Linked DNA regions of Mus musculus: region 1 is linked to region 2. Evidence: chromatin loops called from intact Hi-C (ENCODE). Cell type or tissue: gastrocnemius. All regions are shown on one strand.

Region 1 (5,000 bases), 130 kb before region 2:
TACATTATTTAAAAGATAAGGCAACTATCAGTACCAGGGATTTGTCTGTTTTACATTTTCTTCTTTTAAAAGATATACGTTTTATTTTTAATTCCATGAATGTGTCTGTGTGTAGGTTATGCCCACATGAATAGAAGCACTCAGAAGAGGGTTTGCTACCCCAGGACTTGGGGTTACAGCAGTTGTGAGTTGTCCATGTGGGTGCTGTGAACTAAACTCACGGTTCTGCAAGAGCAATGCTCTCTCTTCATCACCCAGCCATCTCTCCAGCCCTGGTTTACATGTTCTGACACTTAGAAACTGTTCCGCCCTAATGCTATATCTCAAGTTGTACTCAACCCAAAACTCACACAAGAGGTAGAAAACTTCTATAAGGACAGATTGAAATGTCCAAAATAGAAAATTCATCAAAATTCAAGCATTTGAGTGGCAACATGACTACCAGTGGATAATTGCACAGCTGGCCTCAAGGTACACAAGTAGCTGGCAAGGTGAAAACAAATGTGCACAAAAACTCAACTTACCTAAGGAAATATATATCAAAGTCACACATGTAGACATTTTGTTCGATATGATATGATATGATAAGAGAGCCTATCTGCTGCCGTCAGTGAGGCCTCTTAACCTGGCAAAGAACGCGTGTCTAGAACACTGTTAAGGATGTCACAGCTGCTCAGTAAAGTATTTTTACTTAATTCCCAAAATTGATAATTACTGAAGACAGAGCAAAAACGTGGCACACCACCAAAGTTAACCAAGTTAAGTGAAAAGAACCAAGAACAGTTGCTTACAAGTTTACTGCTGATTTCCTGCCGTGTGACACTTTCAGTATCTCTAAACCACTGTTTCCTTATTAAAGAAAACAACCTTAAGCCAAAAACTGCAACTTCTCCAACTCTGTTCTACAAGGCCCTTCTATTCTATTATATGAAGAGTAAACAACCACCATTGATATAAACAAACTGTTTCTACTACAAACCTTAAAAGACTGTTGGTGAGTGTATAGAAAACTTGAGGGCTTGGAAAGGAGGCTCTGCAGTTAAGGGCTTGAACAGCATTCTGGACGCAAAGGCAGGTGGACCTCTGTAAGGTCAAGGCCAGCCTGGTCTACGTAGCAAGTTATGAGATAGCCAGAGCTACGAAGAGAGACCTTATCTTAATCAACAAAATAGAGTACACACTTCTCTTAGAGAGGATCCAAGATGAGTCTCCAGCAAGCACATGAGCTGGCTCACAAACCACCTATAACCTCAGCTGCATGGGAATCCTGTATCTCTGACCTCCAAAGGAACCTGAATTCACATATATACCCACACAGCGACACACATACAGACATGTAAGGGGGGGGGGGCTTTCTTTTAAAAATCAAAAGTTTATTTCATCTAAAGTGTTTTAAAACGTCTACTACTTTAAAACCAAATAGAGTGATACAAAGTAATATAAAAACAAACTTCAATCCCCAAAGGAACAACCAAATTTAAGACTTTTGTGATAAAGATCACAAAAATTGGAAAAATGTGAAAGATAATCCCAACAGATGTTTATTTAAAGCATTAAATTCACATAAATAACCAAGTTTTCATGAATTATTACTTTTGAAAACACGTTGCTGGTTACATTATGAGTACATATAAAAACATAAGCTATGAGAAGTCTATCATTTTACTACTAATGTCTGCAAAAATAATGGATATTTTAGATCATTTTTCATTTATTATTTAATAGTAAATAAGATCAATTTTAACAAATGAAATACAAAGAGTATATATATTTTGGTGAACCTTTTTAAACTATAGTTTGATTACAATTCTCAAATATTGGTACTGTAGCACCATCTAGAGAAGGGTGGATCCAAATATGACAAAGGGATTTATAAAACATTAAAATCAACTGATTAAGTGAACTGAAGATAAAGCCTTTGCATTGATAAATGGAAATGAAACAAGAAAAAAACGGGATTATAAAGTGTAGTTACTGTTGAAGTTGAGCCTGAAGCTCAACAGTCCTCTATGGCACTAAGACTTTTGACAGAGCCATCAGAGCACTTTTCTATATGCACGGACTGTAGCATTCTCCTCATTGGTGATTGAGAGTACTGATGTGTCTGTGGCTCACTCTGTTATCATATAAAATGGAGGAAACAGCATCTATTTCCTAGGGTTACAATAAAAATAAAAACATACGTAAAAAAGTCCTTTAAGAAATGTAAGAAATTTAAAAATGTAAAATTTTATATGAAATAATATCTAGTTCCACAAAGTAATGACGCTCTAACATTCTTAAAAGGTAGAACTTAACCAAGATGTCTGTGCTTCCAGCTCTCCACCTTCCCACTGTATAGAGAACCAGAAGAATGGACAAACACAAGATGGCCAAAAACAAACAAAAAACAAACCAACAAACCAACAAACTAAATCTAAAGAAACACTATTTGGTAAACGTGAAGCCTACTGATAATAAAAATATTTTCTTGTAGATAACAGGTTTCTCCAGATAGATTTTTTAAGGTTTTTGGGGGGTTTTTTGTTTGTTTGTTTGTTTTTTGAGACAGGGTTTTTCTGTGTAGCCCTGGCTCTCACTTTGTAGACCAGGCTGGTCAGAAATGTGCCTGCCTCTGCCTCCCAAGTGCTGGGATTAAAGGCGTGCGCCACCACTGCTCAGAGATTTGTAAGTTTTATAAACTACAACTACTGCTAGCACTGAAAGTCTATGCCATCCTAGTATTTTTTAAAAAGCAGGTACAGGTTGTAGCCAGAAGAGGGCTTCAGATCCCCTGAACTAGTTACAGGCAGTTGTGAGCTCATGTGGTTTAAGGAGGAGCAGCCAGTACTTTTTCTTAACCACTGAGCCATCTCTCTAGTTCCTCATTTTCAAATCTTAAAAACCAAAAGGTACTCAACTCCAACAAATGTAAAAGATATGGTCATTACATAACAGTCGAGACATAATGAAGTACTAAGCATGTCTGTCAGTCTACTCATGTTTTGCTTCTCAGTAAGAAATCTCAGCTCAGTCAGGACTGTGTTCTGCCCACCTATCGTCCTCTGGCTACTAAATTTTAAGCCAGTTCACCTAGTTGCCATCCTTTACTTCTGCAAGGTGCATACACAAATCTAAGATTCTAAAATCCATCTGAGTTCTTTTTTAATCTTGCCCATTCTGGCTTACCTGTTTCTTTTGAGTTCCTGGCTACAAAGGCATCAAGGTCTACTGATTTTGGTCTAACTGGCAATTGTTCAGGATCTAGCTTTGGTTTTGATACTGGCTCAGTATCAATCTTTGAAGAAATTATAGAAACTTCTCCATTAATTCTGAAATGAGAAAACAAACATTCAAAAATCACTTGGAGGTTAAATAGAACTTTTAAATAATGATGTAATGGCATTAAAGATTTTATGTAACAGAACACTAATTTCCATCTGTTCTGAAAAACTATGCATAAACATGAGCTAACCCTAAAATTGATCACAACAAAATCAGAAATGTAAAGTTTCATTCATTTATTCTAAATATATGATTAACACTTAACAAAATTAATTAACAAAGAGATAAATGTACGGGGAACAGATATTTAAACTTTGAAAGGTAACAGAGCTCTGTAGGTCAAAGGTAGTTAATTGACGTCGAATTCTAAATTAGGAACGGCTTACTTGGCTGCTGGAGGTGGCGGAGGGACTGGCTTTTCTGGCCGCTTTGGGTACACTGCTCCAGGCGACCTCAGTAAGTTACTGGCTTTGGTGGGTGCAGTGGGCTTTTTGGGCGGGACTTGAGGAGCAGCTGGTTTAGAAGGTTTCTGTTCTAACAGTGATTTTTCATCTGATGATTAAAAAAAAATATTTAATAATAATAAAAACTTGTTTAGCTTTGTTTTTCATATTGCCAGCTGGAAAAACGAGAGGCAGAGACCATTATTAACCTTCATATTCTATACAAGTATGCACTGTTTGGCGGTTGCACTTTAATGTGTCTAAGAACCTTTTAAAAAATGATCCATGGGAGCCAGAACTCACTAAAAACCTGATTAGAAATAACACATGCTTTCTTAAGCTATGCTTCCAGTAGTCTTCGCTTGCTATTAGGAGTGATAACACTATTTTATGAAGTAATTCAATGAATAGATATTTCTTAATAGTGCAAAAATGCTTAAAGAACTGTATTATGAATAACTGTCTGCCACATTCGTTAAAAACCAACAAAAAGGCAGCAAACACTTACATACATCACACTACATATAGCATATTCATTTCCTTATGTTTCAGGCACTAAGCACAAACATTAACAGAACATCTGTACACATAGTTCAAATCCCTAGTCCAGGAGTGAATGTAACAGTCACAACTAAAAACACAGTAAACTTCGGCCCAGCACTGAACTATTATTTGTCTTTGAGAAAACAATGTGTATGAAAGTCTAAAAAGTTTCCTGCTAAACAGAAACTAGTGAATATTAAACTTGAACCAATAGCATTTAAAACTGAAAATTTCACAAAAGTATACAACATAGGTGCTAGAGAGCTGGCTCAGCAGTTAAGAGCATTGGCTGCTCCTGCAGAGGACCAAGGTTTAGTTCCCAGAACCTACATGAATAAATTCACTGTGACTCCAGGTCCAGGGATCTAATGCCCTCTTCTGGCATCCTTGGGATTAGTCACACATACCATGCACGAACACTCATGCAGGCAAATACTTACAAAATACAGTACACTGCAAGTATTCTTCCATGTATATAATTATTCCCTTACAGCTTGTGAAAAACGGCAATCTGATCATCCTTTAAGGTAAAAGTTTGTTTGCTTGCTTGTTTGTTTTCTTTAAAAAGATAAGGTCTTTCTATCTAGTCCTGGCTATCCTGGAACTTACCATGTAGACCAGGCTAGACTTGAGCTCACAGAAATCCTCCTGCCTCCCAAAGTGCTGACACTGAAGGTGTGAGCCATCATGCCTGGCTAAAAGTCTATTTTTACATGACCTCAAAAATTTAATAATGTATCAAATACCTAT
Region 2 (5,000 bases):
ATTCCAGTGTTTGGGAGGTGGAGACAGGAGTAAGTTACAGGCCAGAGAGGGATGCATGAGACCCTGTTTCAAAAGCTACAAAAGCAGTAAAGCAACCAAAGGGGCCGAGAGTGTGGCTCAGCAGCAAAGCTCTGGCCTAGCATGTATGCAACTCTGGGTTTGATCCTCAGTGCTGAGACACAGTTTCTTGATGTAGTAGATCTTGAGCAACAGGTGTTAGACACCCCATTGGCCCTCTGTGGGACTGCCTTCCCTTGAGTCACCCTAGCTGCCAGCCAGGTCTTGTCCTGAGTCTCCATCCCCTGCTATAGTAAGAAGGAGAAAGTAGCCAGGCATGGAGGCTCACACTAGCAATACCAGCACCCAGGAAGTAGAAGCTGCAGGAGCCCAAGTTCAAGGCCACCCGCTGCTACATGGTGAGTTCAAATCTAGCCTAGGCTACATCTGACCTTCTCGCAAAGGTCACATTTATACCACTTTCTCTCAGATGTTTTCACATTGCCCTTGTTCTCCACTTACTTCTTGTGCTTAATGGTACAGTCAAACCTAACTAGATGCCAACATTAAAAAGGGCTCAAGTTCTTTTATTGTAAGGAGCGCTAGAAAAGACAAAAATCCCTGTTGAAAACACCATATAAAACGGAAGCTGGTGTAGAGGTTGGAGAGATGGGTCAGCGGTAAGAGCACATACTGACTACTCTTGCAGAGGAGTTGAGTTGAGTTCCCAGCACCCAGGCTGGGCAGCTCAGAACCATCTGTAACTCCAGCTCCAATGTGCCTGATGCTTCTGACCTCCAAATACAACCGCACTCACAAGCCCAGACTCTCCCCCTGCCTCCGTACACATAATTTAAATAATTAAAGAGACACCTAACAAAATAAAAGAAAGATGAGGCCAAGGTTTCTGGGTCAGTGATGGGAGGAGCCCCTGGTCCAAGACGGCTTCTGTCCTTGCCACTGTGTGAGCCACATTCTGTACTTCTGGCTTGGGCAGGAATGCCTTCTCCTCACCTGAAAAAGTAGGAGGATGTGACAGGAGACACAGTGTGCCAAGCTGAGAGCAAACCTGCCCCAGGAAAACCTTTTAAAACTTTGATTGCTTACGAGACAGGCTGGTTCATGCTTGTAATCTCAACACTAGGGTGGCCTAGGGAGGCTGAGTTAGGACGATCGCTGGGAGACTGGAGGCAGCCTGGGTGGGGTACATAGTGACTTTTAAGGCTAGCCTGGGCTACACAGAGTGATCTTGTCTCACAAAACAAAACACATTTTAAAAGGTGGTAGTTACAAATTGAAGCAAAATTGCATTTCACTGTTACCCTTTGTCACGTTGGGATGTTAAACGGAACAATTTTTATATAACGACAAGTGGTTTATTTATGGCGCAGTGGACGTATACCCATGTCTGATGGTTTATGGAGGTCAAAGAAAAACTTTCAAGACTTGTTTCTCCCTTTCTACCATGTGGACCACGGAGGGGGAAAGAGGTTAAGTTGTCCGGCTCGGCAAGGCAAGCAATCATCTTTACCCACCGAGTCATTTCAGCCACCCAAGTATACTGATTTGTTAAAAACTTTATTTATTTACTTGTTTGTTTGTTTGTTTGTTTAGTGTAGAAGTGTTTACCTGCAGGTATGTGTGATGCCCTCAGAGGCCGAATCTTCTGAAACTGTAGTTACAGATTGGGAACGGCCGTGTGGGTGCTGGAAACGGAACCTGGGTCGCCTACAAGTGCAGGAATTGCTGCTCCACTTCTGTACCATTTCTCCAGCCCGATCGATCCCCTTCCCCCATACTAATGATATGTAAATATCAGACAATTCCTCCATGTAAGAATAAAAGTTAATGTTAGCAACCAGAGTCTCTGTGTTAGATGTCTGTCTCTATCTTTCTATCCCTTCTCTCTCTCTCTCTCCCTCTTCTGTCTCCTCCTCCCTCCCTCCTTTCCTCCTTCCCTCCCTCCCCCACCCCTCCCTTCCTTTCTCCCTTCGTTCCTCCCTTCTTTCTCTCATATGCTGAGTATCACTATGCAGCTGTGGTTAGACTGGAATTTGCTGTGTTCATCAAAGCTGTCCATGAACTCTGTCTCCCTTGTGCTGGGATTTCAGGCTTGGGCCACCATACTCTTGGAAAGGTTTGTCCTCTCCGTTTACTGACCTGGCTTGTATCCCTTTAGATACTTAGACATTTACACGTGTATGAATTTACACTTGCCGCGGGTTAAGAGTGCTTGTCAAGCAGCAATTGTGGATTTATTTCCTTGCCAGCTCTTGTCTGCCAAGAAGAGAACTGATTTGGACCAGTGTTGCCATCTAGTGGTCACTATGGAAAATGCAAGACGTATTTACTATGTACAGCGGAGAGGAAGTTCTACTCCTAGCCGAGGTTAGTGGTAATTAGAAGCGCAGGCAGAGGAAGAGTTAGGAGGAAGAAACCAGAAGAGATTTGTTGTAAGGGTTTCCTTATGCAAGAAGGGGTAATGTCTTGTTTGAAGAGAGGGAGTTCTGATGTCAAAAAGTAGAGAGCAGTCCTTAAGTTATCTTTCAGCTAGCTGGCGGTGGTGGCACAGGCCTTTAGTCCCAACACTCAGGAGCAAAGGCAGGCATATCTCTGTGACTTCAAGGCTAGCCTGGTCTACAAAGTGAGTTCCAGGACAACCAAGGCTATTACACAGAAAAACCCAGTGTCAGGGGAAAGAAAAGAAAAGAAGAGAGAGGAGAGGAGAGGAGAGGAGAGGAGAGGAGAGGAGAGGAGAGGAGAGGAGAGGAGAGGAGAGGAGAGGAGAGAAGAGAAGAGAAGAGAAGAGAAGAGAAGAGAAGAGAAGAGAAGAGAAGAGAAGAGAAGAGAAGAGAAGAGAAGAGAAGAGAAAAGTTATCTTTCAAGAGTTTGGGAGCACAAAGGTCCTTGTGCCTACAGATTGCTAGGGAAACCAGGACTGTTAAACACGAGGAGTTGTCTTTTCAAAGAGAAAGATGTATAACCTGTTCTTCCACCCAGAAGGCTGGGAGCTGGAGGTGATTAACAGCCTGGTGATCTGCATTATCCGAAGGACCAGGCCATATAAAGCTCCCACACCAGGGACCTGTCTTAGTTGGGGTTTCCACTGCTGTGAAGAGACACCATGACCTAGACAACTCTTCTAAAGGCAAACATTTCATTGTGGCTGGTTTGCAGTTTCAGAGGTTTGCTCCTTTGTCATCAGGGCAGGAAGCAGGGCAGCGGGCAGACAGACACGTGCTGGAGAAGGAGCTGAGAGTTCTACATCAGGATCCCCAGGAGACTGTCTTCTGCAGGCAGCCAGGAGGAGGCTCTCTTTCCACACTGGGTGGAGTTTGGGCATAGGCTACCTAAAACCCCACCCTTACAGTGACACACTGCTCCAACAAGACCATATCTAAAACCCCACCCCTACAGTGACACACTGCTCCAACAAGACCATATCTACTTGAACAAGGCCACACCTCCTACTAGTGCCATTCCATGTGGGCCAAGCATTCAATGACCAAAACTAATCAAACCACCACAGACCTGAAGATACTCAGTAGTCTAGATGATCCTTACATTATGTATGTCCAGGTACATAAAGGCATATTATGTATGACCAGGGGCTCCTTCAAGCAGGACCAGAGATGGCTAGTAACTCAAATAACCTCTGCTATCTCTATCATTGAGACCATGCCGGATTCTAGCTGAGGCACTTAAGCTGATACATGTAGCCTATCTCTAGAACTCATCTTCTGCGAAAAAATGACCTGTGCTTGAGTTGAGGTTCAATGTAATTATGATTCTGTGTGCACTAGGGATTGTATTACACCAGCAAATTCCCCCCCCCACCCCAAATTATACTGTTGTCTGTGTTAGGGGTTTACTGCTGTGAACAGACACCAGGACCAAGGCAACTCATAAAGAACAACATTTAATTGGGGCTGGCTTACAGGTTCAGAGGTTCAGTCCATTATCATTATGTTGGGAAGCATGGCAGCATCCAGGTAAGTATGGTGCTATAGGAGCTGAGAGTTCTACCTCTTATTTCGAAGGCAGTTCTGAGAAGACTAACTTCCAGGAAGCTAGGAGGAAGGTCTCAAAGACCACCCCCACAGTGGCACACTTACCCCAACAAGGCCACACCCACTCCACAAGGCCACACCTCCCAATAGTGCCACTCCCTGGGCCAAGCATATTCAAACCACCACAACTGTCTTTAAATATGCTTACAGTAAACTTCTCAGGGTGAGACTGCAGAAGTTTGAGCCAGCCTGTCTTGCATGCGCCCGACTCGCCAGCAAGAACGACACTGCAACAGGATCCTTCTGCACACGTTTATTGGGAGAGCTTGATTGTAGAGGCGAAGAGACCCCAAGCCAAGAACTGGTGCTAGGCCTAGGAGAGGCGAGTCTCAGACCCGGATTGGTTAACATATCTCTCATCTGACTGGTTAACATGTCTCTCATCTGATTGGTTAACATGTCTCTCATCTGATTGGTTAACATGTCTCTCATCTGATTGGTTATATTCTCAAAACCTCATCTTGGTGGAAAAACTTTACTGCCTTTGTATGCGTGGTGGCCAGCGGTAGCCAGCACCACCCTGCAACGGCACATGTGGCTTCCCACAAGCCTGCCTAACTAAGTCCTGCTGAACTGTGTTTCCCTCTTGCCTCTTGAGGTACATCTCTGCCAACTGAGGCATTCACAGGGCCCCCCTCATATATAGCTAATATGCCCAAGTGGAGAGAAGTGGAACCCCTGTGAACTATGATGTCTGCTAATATTTATCTCAAATTCCATCATGATGGTCTCTCAACAGAGTCTCTGAGGGCTCTCTCTCTCCTCTCAGACTTTGGCTCTGGCACAGGGAGCAGCCTATCTCCATTCAGGTGCTGGAGCACAACTCACCTACAACTGACCCCCAGTCAGAACTCTTGGTTCTCCTTGGTTTTACCCACATTACTTGCTTTCCTTATTCCTGACAAAACATCTGACAAAGGCAGCTGAAGGAAG

The links. A loop is a pair of places that touch in the nucleus more often than their neighbours do. Peaks named below come from ENCODE experiments on the same cell type or tissue, not always from the same donor. Only the 100,000 strongest peaks of a DNase experiment are listed, where the experiment ranks them.
Region 1: it touches region 2 in a loop (7-fold over the local background); 16 of 42 quality-filtered maps call a loop at or near these places.

What each region holds. Positions count from the first base shown.
Region 1 is chr17:42,812,777-42,817,776 of GRCm38, forward strand. Cd2ap (CD2-associated protein) reads right to left here. Exons shown (of 18, transcript NM_009847.3): 12 at 3,651-3,816; 13 at 3,169-3,311. Among named protein-coding and RNA genes, the nearest start is that of Cd2ap, 61 kb to the right of the region's middle. In gastrocnemius, CTCF peaks have their summits at 2,766 (motif pointing right) and 4,643 (motif pointing left); no DNase peak of the experiment used is centred here; H3K4me3 peaks cover 604 bases; H3K27ac peaks cover 2,510 bases.
Region 2 is chr17:42,941,290-42,946,289 of GRCm38, forward strand. No RefSeq gene overlaps it. Among named protein-coding and RNA genes, the nearest start is that of Cd2ap, 67 kb to the left of the region's middle. In gastrocnemius, a CTCF peak has its summit at 2,312 (motif pointing left); a DNase peak (open chromatin) is centred at 2,277; H3K4me3 peaks cover 554 bases; H3K27ac peaks cover 847 bases.